Linked DNA regions of Homo sapiens: all the other regions are linked to region 1. The links are chromatin contacts, found by Hi-C or POLR2A ChIA-PET in ENCODE. All regions are on one chromosome and are shown on one strand. Each heading gives the region's core, a stretch centred on a gene start or an enhancer-like site at or near the end of the contact. The rest is flanking DNA. Distances are from core to core; before and after follow the strand shown. Region 1 overlaps AUTS2 (activator of transcription and developmental regulator AUTS2). Region 2 overlaps AUTS2 (activator of transcription and developmental regulator AUTS2). Region 3 overlaps AUTS2 (activator of transcription and developmental regulator AUTS2).

Region 1 (4,979 bases), core at 1,288-3,787:
TGCAAATGTGATGCTAGAAGGTGCATCTCATGAGGGAAAGGCCAAGAAAGTCTTGAAGACAATGGCCCTTACCCCACTGAGCCACTGAAGCAACACAGTGGTCACCCAGCTGTAGCTGTCTTACCATCACATGAAAAAAATAAATCCTTAATTGTTTCAGGCACTGCTAGTCAAGCTATTACTTGCAGCTGAAAGCACTCCTAAGTGATACATAGCCCATGACTACCGGATCCTTTTTTTCTCTCTTCACCTCTGGTCTCTAAGGAGGAAGTGCCCTGTTTCTGCTAATGAAAATTCTTCTCTGCTCTTAATCTTGTCACTTCAGATCTCCTCTGGGACCGTGTTCCATCAATAGTGCCATCATTCCCTCTCTAATAATTCCTACTGCTTGGCCTAAAAACATGCTCAAGTTTCTCCAATCAAAAAAAAAAAAAAAAAACTATTCGACACTCTATTTTGAGAAGAATTTCTTTGGGTTTGGGAAGCACATTGGCTTACTTTAAAGATACGTTGATTTTTAACCCTGACCACTCGTTCATTCCCTTTTTCATTTGCCAAGTATGTATTGACCACATATGGTGTGCAGAGCACAGTGTCAGGCACTGGGGACTCAACAGTATGTAAAAACTAAGACCTTGCCCTTGTGGAGCTTGGAGCATCAGATAATCCCACTATAAATGCAAAATGGCAACTGCAGTACACAGCAGGGCACATGGTGTCACCGGGCAGCTGCATCAGCCCCGTCAGCTGTTAAAGCCGAATGGTACCTCAGCACTCAGCCAGGGAGAAGAGCGTGGGGTCTTTAGGCTGGCACTTGGGCTTAGATCCTGGAGCCTCCACGTGGTAGCTATTAGCTGCTGAGAGGCTCTGAGCCAGGGGCTTCACCTGCCACATGGGGCTGGTGAGCATGCTTCCCAACTGCACTGTCAGAAGGAGATAAGACCCCTGTGTAAGAGTTTTAGCATAAGGCCTAGCACTGGCTTCATGTTAGCAATGATTCTTCCTCTTGTTCCCTCCACTTCTCAGTGAACTCACTAACAGAATAGGGAAAATCTGAAGAAGATGTACAGAAGCTAATTCATTTGCACCTTTTTTGTTGTCTTTTTGGAGAAATCCCTCCTTTATCTCTGCTAAAAGAAAAGTTTCTGGGCTGCATGTGGTGGCTCACGCCTGTAATCCCAGCAATTTGGGAGGCCAGGGTGGGCAGATCACTTGAGGTCTGGAGTTCGAGACCAGCCTGGGCAACATGGCAAAACCCTACCTCTCTGAAAAATATAAAAATGAGCTCGGCAAGGTGGCCAGCACCTGTAATCTCAGCTACTCGGGAGGCTGAGGTGGAGAATCGCTTGATTCTGGGAGGTGAAGGTTGCAGTGAGCCAAGATCGCACCATAGCACTCTATCCTGGGCAACAGAGCAAGACAAAAAAAAAATTTGAACAGAACACACTGCCGTTTTGCACTGTCCCCAAACTCTTATTAGGACACCTGTATACCTGGTGAAAGCAGCACAGTTGACCTCTACCTACGCCAACTAAGGGCCACATACATGTTGGTGTGTGATGGCTCCTAAAGAGAATAAATGCTTTTCCAACAACAACAACAACAACAACAACAACAACAACAACAAGCCATAAATCTTCTAGAGGTTTTTTTTTTCTAAGCCTGAAAGTCAACTGAGAAAAATCTAGACTTTTCCTGCACCTTGTGAGCAGAGCAGTGACTAAAGACATTGCTTCCCCAGAGGGGCCTCTCAAGCCTCTGCTCCCTTTATGCAAGATTCTGGTACATGGGAGGGAAGTCTTAGTTCGACAGAAGTTGTATCTGGCAATGGGTGTGCTGGAAGGTCCACCTGAGCAAGGATCCAAAGACCAGCCGCTTCTTTTTTCCCTGCAGGTATTTCTAACAAGTACACACACATCCAGGACTACTGGTGTTTCCTGCTCCACCCTCATCCCTGCCACCCACTCTTCCACCCCATCACCCAAGGCAGATGTGCCATCTCCTTTCCAACTACAGAAGACGGAACTCATGATAAATCTTCCTGATGTCACCGACCTAGAGCCTGGGAAAGGAAAAAGACGACAGGGGAAATGGTCCTGTATTAACCTCAATGTAGCCAGCCAATTGTTCTTCATCCAGCGTTCGTAATTTTTATTTCTAGAGAGCTACCCTGGGAAGGCCTAAGCAGATGAGCCACACCGTCCAAGCTGTGAGTTCAGCCAGTGTCCAGTCTGGAAGGCAGAGAACAATGCGTGTGTGATCCTGAGCTGGGCTGCCTGGGGTGCTGGTGCAGGTTAGCCCTGCAGCCGGCCAGCCTCTGGGCCCCTGCCAGGCTGCCGACCAGCCAGGGGAAGTGAATGTGCTCAGCGTGAGAGTGCCAGCTGGCTAGGCTTTCTCCCCAGGGGGGAGGCTGTAAGCACAGATTACCAGTGACTTTGTTCAGTTCTGCTGCCGTGCTCCCCGAGGAGAGGAACATCACAGCCCAGCATCAGTACTAATAGGCCCTGATGCGCCAGACCCAGGCTAAGAAGGCCAGCGTGGGGGTGGGGGTGCAGCAGAGAGGAGGACAAAAGCCACGCCTCTGAAGCTGTCAACTGGCTCTGAGGCTGACAAGGAAGCACTCTCTGCAGCAAGTTCCAATCCCTGCCGCAGGAAGGAATAATTTCACCACTTTCTCACTATTTACTGTCCACAGCAAAAAGAAACCCCCACACCTCCACTTAGCACCATCGTGAGCATCCCTAGAGTCCAATAAATTACAGAAGAGAAACTAAAACTTTCCTTTGCTTCATTTCAAGGGCCTGTGACTGTGAAGTCACATGAGCTGCCACATCCAAGGCGTTGTCATGGAGACAGTGGTGGTTGCATAAATGATGTTGGTCCCCACTTTCATAAAAAAAAAAGTAATTTAAATTTTTATGTATAAGACCAGTTCATTAGACTGAGAAATTAAATTGATAATTTCTTATTTTTTTCCTTTCCCAGAGGAATTTCTGAGGAGAGCTGTAGACTAGCTTGTATGAAAGTTTGGTGGGATTTGGGCAGTAAGACATCAACTGGCCAGTGAGGATGTGCAGGATTAGCCAGCCAGTCTCATCTCTGACTTCAAACTGGTTTCTTCCAAGAAACAAAGATGGCTCCCTCCCTGGCTTCACAGCCCTGGCTCCCTGTTTAGCCGCCACCCACTAACTACCCTAGCCTTCATTTGGGGCATGCTGTAATTCATTTGGAGCTTGGGATTTTTGTCACTTTTAGGTACTACTGGGACACTAAACTAAAAATCAGTGCGTAAGTGGATGTGAATGCATGTTGATGAAAAGGTAGGCAGGTGCACACTGAAGCCCAATTTGACCACAAGAGTGATTAACTAGTCATGTCGCCCTGTCTGGAAGACTCCAAGGAGCCAGGGATCATGTTCTGATTAATTTCTCTTCTCGCATCTATGGATCTTGCTTTGTTCCATTCCCCTCCTATTTAGGGGCCTCCTCTCACCAACCCCTCTCTCTGAGTGACATCCAGGCATCTATATCATCTGGGCTCAGCAAAAAGCCTCCTCCCTGCTCTCCTTCTTCTGTCCATCCCTGGGGTCAACACTGTCACAGTGGGACTTACTGAGGCCATCCACTCTCGGCAACCCTCCCCTCTGCTCTCCTGTGGCCTGCCTCTGAAGTCCCCAGCCTGGGAGGAGGGAGACTTAATGAGTTCTCACCAGGGTCAATCCCTAACAAAACACACCTAACACAATACCCTCCTCATCTCCTTTCATAATATGTAGGCAAGCTGTCATCAGAATCTACTATGACACTCCGAAAATCTAATATTACTTGCAAAACAGCATTCTATATTCTCAGTGGAAATGTCTCTACAGCCTTGATTTCAGTGGCTCAATCTAGAAAAGAATGATGCACTTTTAAGGCAAAAAATACACACACACACACACACACACACACAGACACACACACATATATGTATATATATGCCTCTCCAACCTTTTTTCCTCTTGCTATTCTGGGGCTTGTCTTTAATGAGCAGCTCCAAATGACAGCTTTAATCACTGCCTCTGGCCACTGAAAGAGGCCGCTAATGATAGGAAAGAACATAGGGCCATTTGCATCAATCAGCTCCAGTCTAAATCACTTTTTATGATAATGCACCCAAGCGAAGAAGAAAGTCTCTGATGTCGCCTGCATGATGATGTACCACCGCGCTGTCTCCCTAGCTCAGACCTCCACATAAATCTCTTAAAGAGGCATGCACCCCACCCTGGACTGCCTGCCCAGCACTGCCCTCATTTTCTACACCATTAATGATCCACCACCAGGGCAGAGTCACAAGGGTCTAAGCAATCTGTTCCTTTAGTTCCTGTTCTTGGGGATATACCTTCTGATTTAAAAAAAAAATGTAGAAAAGAAGAAATAAATCCTAACCCACTTAGGACAGAACTGCTTATGACATGATCTCATTTTGTTTGCTTTGTAACCTCTCAAATAAAAGTGAGGGTGGATACATTGCCAAACTTGGTATTTGTTAGTCTCCTTGAAATGGAAGGTCATGCTGTATGACAAGAACAATGAGGTCTGGGTTCCAGCCCTGTGCCACCCAGGCCACTGTGACCTTGGGTAGGTCTTGTTGGACTTACTGGACCTCAGTTTCCTCAACTTGAAGGACAATACTAGATCATCTCCAGGGTTCACATCCGGTGGTAAAATACTCTGACTCTAAGACTATTTAGGAGAGCTGATCTGCATGTCTAGAATCCCATTCTGCTGGGAAAAAAGGTTGACTCTGCCTCTTCCTGGACCAGAGGTTTGAGCAACCACAGCTGACGATGTCAGATGCAGTGATCTGCTATCTCTACAGGGACTCTCTGTAAGCCAGAAGCCTGGAGATGACTTCCAATATTTTGCATTAACTAAAAAAAAATTATTAAACAACTGCAACTATTAAACAGTCAATTCTGATGCTGAGATGGTTCAAAC
Region 2 (4,979 bases), core at 642-3,141, 54 kb before region 1:
GCTGTGCAGGATAAACTATGTCTGCCCTGGGCTATGACTGGACACGAGGGAGCGACTAAATGTCTTTTCTAGGCCACTTCTAGCTCTCAGTTTATGAAACCTTGCCCACCTGTGGGCTGTGTCACCCGGAACCAAGTACTCTGCTCAACTCGACGGCAAGAACTTAGCCCCAATTTCCTTTCCTCACTCTGTAATAATGCTGACAAATCTTATTCTCAGCTAGATGAAAATTTTCAGCCTCCTTATTCAACACTTTCTGTTTTCTGACACATGCATATGAGGATCGGGGCTAATATGTGGATGGAATCAATTTATAATTTGACTAAGACGCTGCAGAAAGAAAGGAAGTAATAACAATAATCATTTCATTTGTAAGCCTTCCTTCCCCACCTAGGCTCTTGGTGTGCAGAAAAGGCAATTAAAACAGGGTTCAATTAAAAATACCATAAAACAGAAATCAAATAAAATATTAAAAAGCCAAAGTGCCATTGTTAAATAAGTGTTTGTGAGAGGAGGTCCTCAGACAGTAACAGTCTACAGAGACCAGGCAGCGTGTAGCGTAGCAGGGACGGGGTGTGCCTGAGGTGCGCCTACAGTGAACGTTACTTTGTGGTTTTAGCGCCAAACCTCTGTTTTGTTGAAGAGTAAAAAATAAGGCCCTCCTTGGCCACTCTACAAGTATGTGAATCATATTCATTTTACCCTTTGAATTCTTCCATGCCCTGTTTAACCCTGGCTCCTTCGCTTTAGAAAGGCACATTCCCTATTAACCTGTGTGAGATGCGATGTGCATCTGTTTGAATCTGCTAATTGTGTTCGTTTTTCTGCCTGGTACAATGCTGAAGCATCCTCAGAGCCCTTGTGCCAAAGAAGAATCAAATAAGAAACGCACAGAAAATGCAGTAATTATGGCTATTCACACGATGACTTCAACTCTCAAAGGAGAGACAAGAAATGGACTAACTCTGATTGTGACTTTTATTAAATATCTGAAAAGAAATAATTATGTGCAGACAGCATGATGTACAAAATAGAGAGGTTTACGAGACCTGGGTTTTAATCCTACTTGTGTGACCTTAGGCAGGTCATTTCAATCTCTCTGAGCCTCAGTTCCCTCACCTATAATTCGAGGGTGCTGGACTAAATGCACTGAAGTCCCTTTCTGCTCTAAAATTCTCTGCTTCTATGTGTCAACACAGAGCACAGGCACTTTCTCTGCTGAACCCTTGTGTCCCTCTGTAGGGCAGAAGAAAGCCAGAGAAACAAGATCCTTAGAAGTCTATAATCTGAATAACCAGAAGGGATGTAATTAAAATCAGGGTTCTGTTCCCACAAACACACCCAAGCATCTTCCCATAAAAAACACTGGGGTAATGAACGAACCTGCAAACCACACGTTGCCGCCCTCCAGGCCCTGCCAGGCTTAGATGTGAGCCTGACTCGGGAATCCAGGCTGTTGTCCTCACCTCAGAGACAGCGAGCCTCACTTCTGACCGCTGTTCGGGTGTGTTTTAGCCCATGGCTCTTAGTGAGACAGCGGCATTTTCAAGTCATGTAGGGGCACGAATACATTTCTGGAATTTTACAAATCATTACGACAATGAAAAGAAAATACAAGGGGACTGCTTGTATCAGAAAATTCCCCTATCTGTCCCAAAGCCTCCTTTTTCTCTCTTCGCCTGTAAGGGATTGCCATAGAGCAGGTGCCAAATTACTTTCTTGGGAACCTGGCTCTCCTCTCCCCAGCCACCACCACCCTCCCCAGGGAAGCGTGCCTTACTGCCCAAGCCCTCTAGCGCTGAGGCATTCCACAGGCTGGGCCAGCCCCTGGCACCATTCTGACAAGAGTAAAGTCTATTTTCGGAATTCCCCTCCACTTTTAACACCCTTATGTCATGCGTTCACCCAGACTGGCCTTGTGGCCCAGAAATTATATTTGTCCTGTTAACTGCCTAACGTGATAAACTTAAGGTGCCCCAGCTGGGGAATTTGAGGCCACTTGGGGACAGCCTGGGAGGTCTGTTTTAGCAGAACATGCCTGTCAGGATCTCTAGATAACATCAGGGAAAGGTGTTCGCAATCACACATGACAAACGAGGTCCAGTAGGAGAGGCCTGAGAAAGATAACAAGGTCTCAGATATTTCTAGAATAAGTTCATTCAGGGCAAGCACTGTGTTTGGTTGTCTTAGTCATTGCCATGGGTTTACCACAGGGAGCTGGCAATTTGGGGGTCTTTCACATTTGATGAGCTGAATCCACTGACTGATAACTGATGAGAGTCTTCTGTGCAACGTTGCCACTCAAAGATGTGGTCCTGGGGCCAGCAGCACTGGCACTGCCTGGGAGCTTTTTAGAAATGCAGAATCTGGCTGGGCGCGGTGGCTCATGCCTGTAATCCCAGCACTTTGGGAGGCTGACGCAGGCAGATCATCTGAGGTCCGGAGTTCAAGACCAGCCTAGCCAACATGGTGAAACCCATCTCTACTAAAAGTACAAAAATTAGTTGGGCGTGGTGGCACACACCTAAAGTCCCACCTACGTGGGAGGCTGAGGCAGGACAACCACTTGGACGCAGGAGGTGGAGGCTGCAGTGAGCTGAGATTGTGCCACTGCACTCCATCCAGCCTAGGTGAAAAAAGAAATGCAGAATCTCATGCTCCACCCTGGACCTGCTCAGGCAGAATGTGCATTTTAGGGAGACCCCCAGTGATCGTGATGCATGCTAGAGTTTGGGAATTACTACCTACCATACTAAGAAGGGGCCGAGAATTAGGTCCAAAGACCGCAATGGTGGCACATTTAGGATTAACTCTGGAGGAAGAACATAAAATCAGATTTGGACTGCATTCAGATTTTACAAATTTGGTAATGCTAAAAACTAAACCCTGATTTTAAGCAGGAGCCCAAAGGTGTCATGAACAGGTGTCCTCATTTACAAATTCAGCCATCTGTGTTAAGTCAGCAGAATTTCCCTGAGTTAGAAAATTGGATCCCAGTCTTACCAAAGTTTTGAAGAAGCATCAGCAATGGGCCAACAAGCTCTTTTCCACATTCCTTTGGTAACCTGCCAGTTGATCAGTTTTAAACGCAAGTGTGTGCCTGGCTGAAGCTTACTTGGATTTTCTTCCCAGTATTTGTTAGTGAAAGGCTAAGAAAAGGAAAAGAAGTGTGAAGGCGATTTCTTTGGGGGCCTTGTGTCAATCTTCCAAGGGGTAGTTTGAATCTCTCAAATCAGCCCAGTGAGAGATTTCTTTATTGGTTTTGCTTTTTGGGCTGGATTAATAAATCCCAGTTTCTTTCTCAGCACAGGTATATTTTTCATCTGCTGATGATGGGAGAAAGCCTCTTGCTCACATCTGTATTATAATAAATGCATTATAAATGAGTAAGTAGGAAACAGTAAGGAAATGATGTTTTACTTTTAAATGCTAATTACGAAGCCCTGGTGCAGTTAATGTGCGGGGTGTTCTGTCAATTTTTAATGTTTATGCCAAGTGTAGTCTTCAATTTAACATGAGCTTTTAATCCTTTGAGTACTAAATTGCCTTTTAATGCTTGCCGAACAACACTGTGTTTGCACAAAGTCAGGTCTGAAAAATGTATTTAGTACAAGGTGTGTTGTGGAAAGGCAGAGAGAAGAGGGGGGAAGGAAACTTTTTTTTTTTTTTTTTTTAAGAAGACGGCACTAGGAACACAGCTCCCTGCTCCCTTCAACAACATCATTCTCTATTCTTTCTGAGGTTGCTGGGAGTGATGCTCTCCTGTTGCTGATTTAACCCTGCAGTAACAGCTTCCAGCTCCCAGGAACACAATCAGCCCTAGGGTACACCTTGCACCATCAAAAAGACTATAGCAGAAACAGTTGCAAAGGAGGGGGCTATGGCTGTTTTCTGACTACCCTCCCGGCATACACCAAACTCAAAGAGAGAGGAGCTGCAGGTGTCCTTGGGGGTGCACAGAAATTTCCTACACCCAGACATATATAAAAAAAAATGTGGTGGGAAAACGTGAACATTTCCTATAATTAAAAGGACTAGAGGTTTTGAGACAGGAAGAAGGGCAGGAGAAAGCACAGAGACAGAGAGATAGTGGAATGACAAAGTTAGATGGGTCTCAGGACAGTTTCTGCTGGACATCACTACATAGGTGGGTATTTGCCAACTGTCGCCTTCTTCCAGTCGTGGAAACAACACCCAAATCTCTGTCTGTCCTGTAATCTAAGTCTCCCTTCCAGAACCGATTTCTCTTCTACTCCAGGACACCACCTTGAATTCCTCATTGCTTGTCTAACTTCTTCATGCCACTAAGCTCTGTATAAAAATAGCAAATACCTCCATATCACTTAGTGTCGTGCTGGATGCTGTTCCAAGTACTTAAACATATTAACTCTTTTAATCCTTTCAGTAAACCATAATGCCATTATCATTATTCCCATTTTGCAGATGAAGAAATTGGGGCACAGAGAGGGCAAGTAACTTGCCTTAGCTCACACAGCCAATAAGGGGTGAGTCCAGGATTTGAATCCAGGCCATCTGATTCCAGAGTTCTGTGTTGTCAACCAGCTCACAATGCTACCACCACAATCTGTCACGGCACCTTATCATCTGGGCATCTTCCACTTGTCAGTAAGCTCCAGCTCAGAGGCCCCCAGCCGCCAGTGGAGCCCTTCTTGATGCTGACTCCTCTGTCAGCCACATGCATCCTGGGAAAGCTGGTAATGTTGCACTGTTTATGGGTTTGTGTTCACATTACAGTTGTCCCTTGGTATATGTGAAGAATTGGTTCCAGGACACTTGAGTATAGTAAAATCTGTGCATACTCAAGTCCCACAGTTGGCCCGGCAGAATACATGCATACAAAAATTCAGCCCTCTGTATATGTGGTTTTTGTATCCTGTGAATACCATATTTTTGATCCAAGTTTGGTTTAAAAAGCCCCACATCTAAAATCCATGCATTTCAAACCCGAGTTGTTTAAA
Region 3 (4,979 bases), core at 826-3,325, 45 kb after region 1:
AAGAAAATCAAGTCACAGAGAGAAATCCACCCAAAGTTCTACTTCTAGCGAGCCTTCAATCTCAAGTTTGTTTGTGGTTATACCTAACCTCTTTCTTCTAATCTTTATTGCTCATCTAGCTCAAAGGGTTTGGGTCAATGCTGATAACAATGTCAAACATTGTGCTTTTATTCATGCACTCGTCCTACAAATATTTACTGGGTATGTATACTAAATATACTATACATTGTAAGGCTTGCCATTCTAAAGGACCTACGTGGTGGAGGAATAGCAAAGGCAGCCAAAGAAGCTTGACAGGGCAGGGTGTGTTCAGCAAATGTGTGCATGGGGCCTTAGAGAGGTGGAGAAGAAACAAAGCAGGAGGCAAGACTACAAGATGGTGGACAGACATATTGTCAAGGGCCTTGGGTGCCCCTGTACACTAAGGAAACTGTGCTTGGTCATAAGTCAACAAGAGGTAGAGAGTGAAAGACAAGAGATCAGATGGGAGATGGGAATGCAACAGGAAGATGCAGTAAGGTCACAGAAGAGAGGGAGGAGGACACAAAATAGAGACCATAGAGAGTATAACCTGGAAAAAGAATGGGAACCCCAGCTGGGTCCACATAGTCTTAGCAGGACACAGAGAAGGGTAAAGGGGAAGGTGGCTGTCATGAAGTTAAAGGAACGTTCAGTGGGAGTGAAGGCATAGGAGAGGTGAAAGCAGAGAGGAGGCTGGTCAGATGGTGAAGGAGAGTTCAAAATCTTATAGGTGGACCCCTTTCTGAGTAAAGATGAGATTGAAGGTTTGGTCGTTTGTGTCGATTCTGAAACAGCAAGGATCTTCACTGAATATGAAGAAGTCAATTAATCACTTTAACACAAGGTTTCCCAGGGTGCAAGTTCTCTTTACACAAGTCCAATATAGTGTGTTGAATAATGCCTGGCTTTAGAATACCTACAGACAAGATGCTGGGGGAAGGAAGGACTCTGGAGAAGGAAACACCTACAAAATGGGTCCAATCATCTGAGCTGACAACCAAGCCCAACCACCTCATTCAGGAGTGAGCGAGGATTTAAACTTGTATGAATCATAACTTACCTCTTTCTAGGCCAGACCTGCCTAACCTACTGTCATGGCCAGAGCACTCAAACTGGCTGCACTTTCATCCAGGTCTCCCTGGACTAAGATTTCCAGACACGTTCTGATTAAAACAAGGTATAAGCACAGCTAACACGGCTTCCTATCCGAGGTTCCTAAATGAGTTTCTGAGAAAGACCTCATCTTTCCTTCTCAGGTTTGAACCATCTCATTATCTGAGGCATCTTCGTTAGCTGCCGAAGAGTTTTAACAAGTTTCTTGAGTTTTGTTTTGGGAGAAAAAAAAAAGAGGGGAACGGAGACAAGTACCAAAATAACCAGCTTTAACAAATGGCTACTGGTTTAAAAATAGTGCAGGGGTTTACGTTTTTGCCTTTATCTCAGTGGTTGACCTTGCTAATACAGTATGTAGATCTCTTGCCAACTAATCGGCCAACTGTAAAGCATGGCTTCAAGCTGTGGTCAATGATCTGTAACAGGAATGAATGAGAGGGTTTTAGCAGCCAGGATCTGTAGCCTACTATCTGTATCTGACAGCTGTCACCCTCTCTGCAGAGGCCAAGGCCTAGACCTTCATTTAAAAGCAGCATGGCTGATCAGATTACTGGGACAGTGTGTCAAAACTGACTGTGCTGAACTAGGGAGACAGAAAGTAAATCTATAAATAGCAGTCTTGCTGCCTCCATGAAGCACTGAAGGGTAACCAATATTGAGCAGCAAATGCAATGTTTAGTCTTTGCAGCCGGTGGGATACAAGTGCGGCCAGATCAGAAGTCTTGCTCTATGATATAATGTAATGGAAAGATCGGCTTTATGGGCAAGAATTTAAAAGAGTTACATTCTTGGCAATGGTAATGGTCGCAGAACAATAATTGGTTTGAACCAACTTTATGAGCTAACAAGGTTCCCTAGCACTTAATAATGTCCTCAGGGCACAGGGACTCAGCAAGTCACCTTTCCCATAACGTGCTGGCTGCCTGTTTCTGACAGTCCATGGGGACCGCCAGTGCTGAAACACAGAGAGTGATAAAATAAGAGGCTCTCCATTTGATATCTATTATAGATGTCAACTGGGTCTTCAACCAGAACAGCTGCACAAAGTACTTGGGGAGAGCGGAGCATCGTGAGGGTGAGTTATCTATAGACCATGCTGATAGCACGGCTCAGACACTGGACATCACTGGGTTATAAATGAGCCAGCTGACATTTTTATAGTATGTACCAACTCTTCCAAGAACCATTTGTCACTCTTCAAGGTTTCCGCTGATAAAACTGGGATGTCTAAAAATTTGTCAACAGCCACAGAAAGTAACCCTGAGGTCATGTCAGAGGGTGAAAAAGAATGTGCTTACTTGGCATTCTGCAAACACACAAATGGAACACTGGTGGCGACAGTGTTTCAAAGGTCTCTCCAGGTGGCAGAGTTCCCAGTTGGCTCTGGTCTCCCTGCCAAGGATGTGGACATGGAGATGGTGGATTCAGGAGCAGTGCATGATAACCAAGCCCTCACATACCTGGTCTGAACGAGAGACCTCAAACCCCAGCACAGCCACTGGGGCCTTGCAGATGAAGGAGACAGGTGTCCTGTGTGCCCACTTGAGAACAGTCCTCACTGCGATGGAGAAGATGGGGATGAGGCAAGTGATTTTTTTTTCCCCCAAAGTGCATCCAATTGCCCTGGCTCTTCTGTAAAAAGTTCACCTTGAACACTAAATTTCAAAAGTAGTAAAAACATTTAAAAAAGTAACAACTGCGAACACTTTAACACACCAGGCATTGAGAGCTTTATGTGTATATCCCATTCAATCCTCACAATCTGAAGAGCTAGGTACTCCCGTTATCCTTATTTTACAGATTAAAACCTGAGATACAGAATGGTTAAGGAAACTGCTCAAGGTCACACAGTTAGAGGAAAAGTCAGGATTCAAATTCAGGCAGGCTGGCTCCACAGCTAACACATGAACTCACATATTCCCCATAAAACAGTCTCCCCAAGAAGACACTATATTAGAAAGTGAACATGTGCAAAGAAAAGACCAAAGTGACTTATTCTGAACTATGTAGGAGTCAAAACATGAAGAAGAAAACAAAAAAGACCATCTGCTCCGATGGCTCTATGACTCCGAATAAACTCTTTCTGCAACATTTGCTAAGCATACATTTCCTAAGCACCTCTATCTCCAGGTACCATGTTAAGCTGAGAGGTACTAAAGTGTGTGAGAAACAGACTCTGAGAAACCCAGTCTAGTGTTGTTGCTCATATGGTGCCTCTATTCTGGAGATCCTAGAGAGCTATACCCTCACTGGCATTTGCTTTGGCCTCTTCAGACATTAAAAAACAGCTTTACCTAAAGAACACACCTGGGGGGTCAGGGCACACTGTGGGAGGAGCGCCCTTAGTGCAGTTCCCAGGTCCATGGAAAACAATCACCAGGAAGTGCTTTGAACGAAAATGAGTTGATGAACCCTCAAGCTAACACTCAGGCCTCCCTACGCCATTGCTGCTGGCCATTTTGGGGCTTCTGCCGGCACTGTGTACTGCCCAGAGAGTGGAATGAGCCCAATTAAAAAGTCACATGTGTTCCCTGGCTTTAAAAGTGACACACTGGTTTTCTGTCACTATCTCTTGGAATCACTGATGCTGGAGCTGTGAGGGATAACTAGAGATCATTTAATTCAACCTCCTTTATTTAATGGATCAGAAAAGCAGGGCCCCCAAAAGGTTAAGTGGCTTGCCCAAGGACAAAGAGCCAGAGAGTGGCAGAACCAGGATAGGACCCAGGTCTGGGCACTCTCAATGGAAATTTTTTTTGATGACCCCATACTGCTGTCCATGGAATGGATGCAGTACTCTGAAATCAGTAAATTCAATCAAGTCAAATGTATGTTTTGAAAAAAGTCAAGAATGAAGAAATAGAGTTTGAAGAACATTCAACATTCATGAGGTGTGCCCATTTCAGGTCACTGGAGACATTTCTCTGGTGCAAAGGTTTTCCTAATAAAGGGTTTCATTGGCCAGTTGGATCGAGACATGAACACACTGATATTTTGCTTCTAGCAATACCTTAAACCCCCAGTTAGGCAAGTATAAAAAACGGCAATGGCCTTGAGAGTGCAGCATGGTTTATACATGGCATACACATCTTTGAGGATTTGGAGAAATCTACAAGGGATCCAATGCTTTTCCACCTATTGACATTTACAAAGCAGTTTAAATCATGCATGAGAGGCCTCAGGCACATGCAGTTCACAAAACATAACTCTGAGCTCCCAGGGAATTTAAGCTGACCAACACTCTTTATTAGAACCGACAGTGAAAGACAGCTATTGCGAAATTCGTACCAGAAATGCAATACCAAGATGACAGCCTTAATGCCAGTGGATATATTATGTAGATTACCTGACTCAAATCTTTCTTGTTAAATAAGTTTCATGCATTCTTTTTTTCTCCTCAAGAATATCCTTCTGGCTTCACTGGAGGAGTATTCCTTAAGTTCCTTGATCATTCATCTGTTTTTCAATATTTTGGACATGCTAACTTAGCATGAAAGATCAGATAGAGATATTTAAACAGTGGGAAACAGTTAAACCTTTAAATGAACAACAGACCTGAACCACAGATTAAATATTTCAATGCTATTTTTTTGTATAATGTTCCAATATTTAATAGTTTTTAAAAAGAAACATTTTCCTAAGGCCGATCCATTCCAGATACTCAATTCCCATGTAATCTAAGATTATACACATATAAAAATGTAATTATACATTAAAGATACTTTCATCTGCATGCTTTTACAGGACAGGAATTTCAAGGAAATAAGTTCCCAGTAGAAGCTGGCCAGGGACAAAAGACAAGAAATACACCTTTCCTCTCCCATCTTCATAGAAATTGAAATACA

The links. Hi-C counts contacts between places; a loop is a spot of excess contacts on that map. ChIA-PET counts read pairs that join two places held with the same protein, here RNA polymerase II (POLR2A). Pooled maps may share reads with other maps.
Region 2: a map of cardiac septum shows a loop between it and region 1 (6-fold over the local background). The contact joins two enhancer-like sites. A Hi-C loop is called at or near these places in 6 of 168 maps with a recorded cell type or tissue (GM20431, cardiac septum, gastrocnemius medialis and 3 more) and 4 of 50 pooled maps. POLR2A ChIA-PET finds 5 or more read pairs at or near these places in 2 of 52 experiments (BJ and activated T-cell).
Region 3: a pooled map shows a loop between it and region 1 (2.0-fold over the local background). The contact joins two enhancer-like sites. A Hi-C loop is called at or near these places in 1 of 168 maps with a recorded cell type or tissue (posterior vena cava) and 2 of 50 pooled maps. POLR2A ChIA-PET finds 5 or more read pairs at or near these places in 5 of 52 experiments (A673, AG04450, H1 and 2 more).

The regions. Positions count from the first base shown.
Region 1 is chr7:70,612,214-70,617,192 of GRCh38, reverse strand. All of the region lies in intron 5 of AUTS2 (activator of transcription and developmental regulator AUTS2), which reads right to left. Among named protein-coding and RNA genes, the nearest start is that of GALNT17, 520 kb to the left of the region's middle. RefSeq lists an enhancer at 2,343-2,875. Within about 2 kb of position 2,537, at least 11 of the 41 ENCODE cell types and tissues checked have a DNase peak (open chromatin) inside an H3K27ac peak, as active enhancers do; they include gastrocnemius medialis, where a contact is called at or near this core.
Region 2 is chr7:70,665,668-70,670,646 of GRCh38, reverse strand. All of the region lies in intron 5 of AUTS2 (activator of transcription and developmental regulator AUTS2), which reads right to left. Among named protein-coding and RNA genes, the nearest start is that of GALNT17, 460 kb to the left of the region's middle. Within about 2 kb of position 1,891, at least 6 of the 41 ENCODE cell types and tissues checked have a DNase peak (open chromatin) inside an H3K27ac peak, as active enhancers do; they include gastrocnemius medialis, where a contact is called at or near this core.
Region 3 is chr7:70,566,292-70,571,270 of GRCh38, reverse strand. The region is part of intron 5 of AUTS2 (activator of transcription and developmental regulator AUTS2); the gene reads right to left. LOC124901669 (a long non-coding RNA gene) reads right to left here. Exons shown (of 2, transcript XR_007060376.1): 1 at 1-4,979. Among named protein-coding and RNA genes, the nearest start is that of GALNT17, 560 kb to the left of the region's middle. Within about 2 kb of position 2,075, at least 6 of the 41 ENCODE cell types and tissues checked have a DNase peak (open chromatin) inside an H3K27ac peak, as active enhancers do.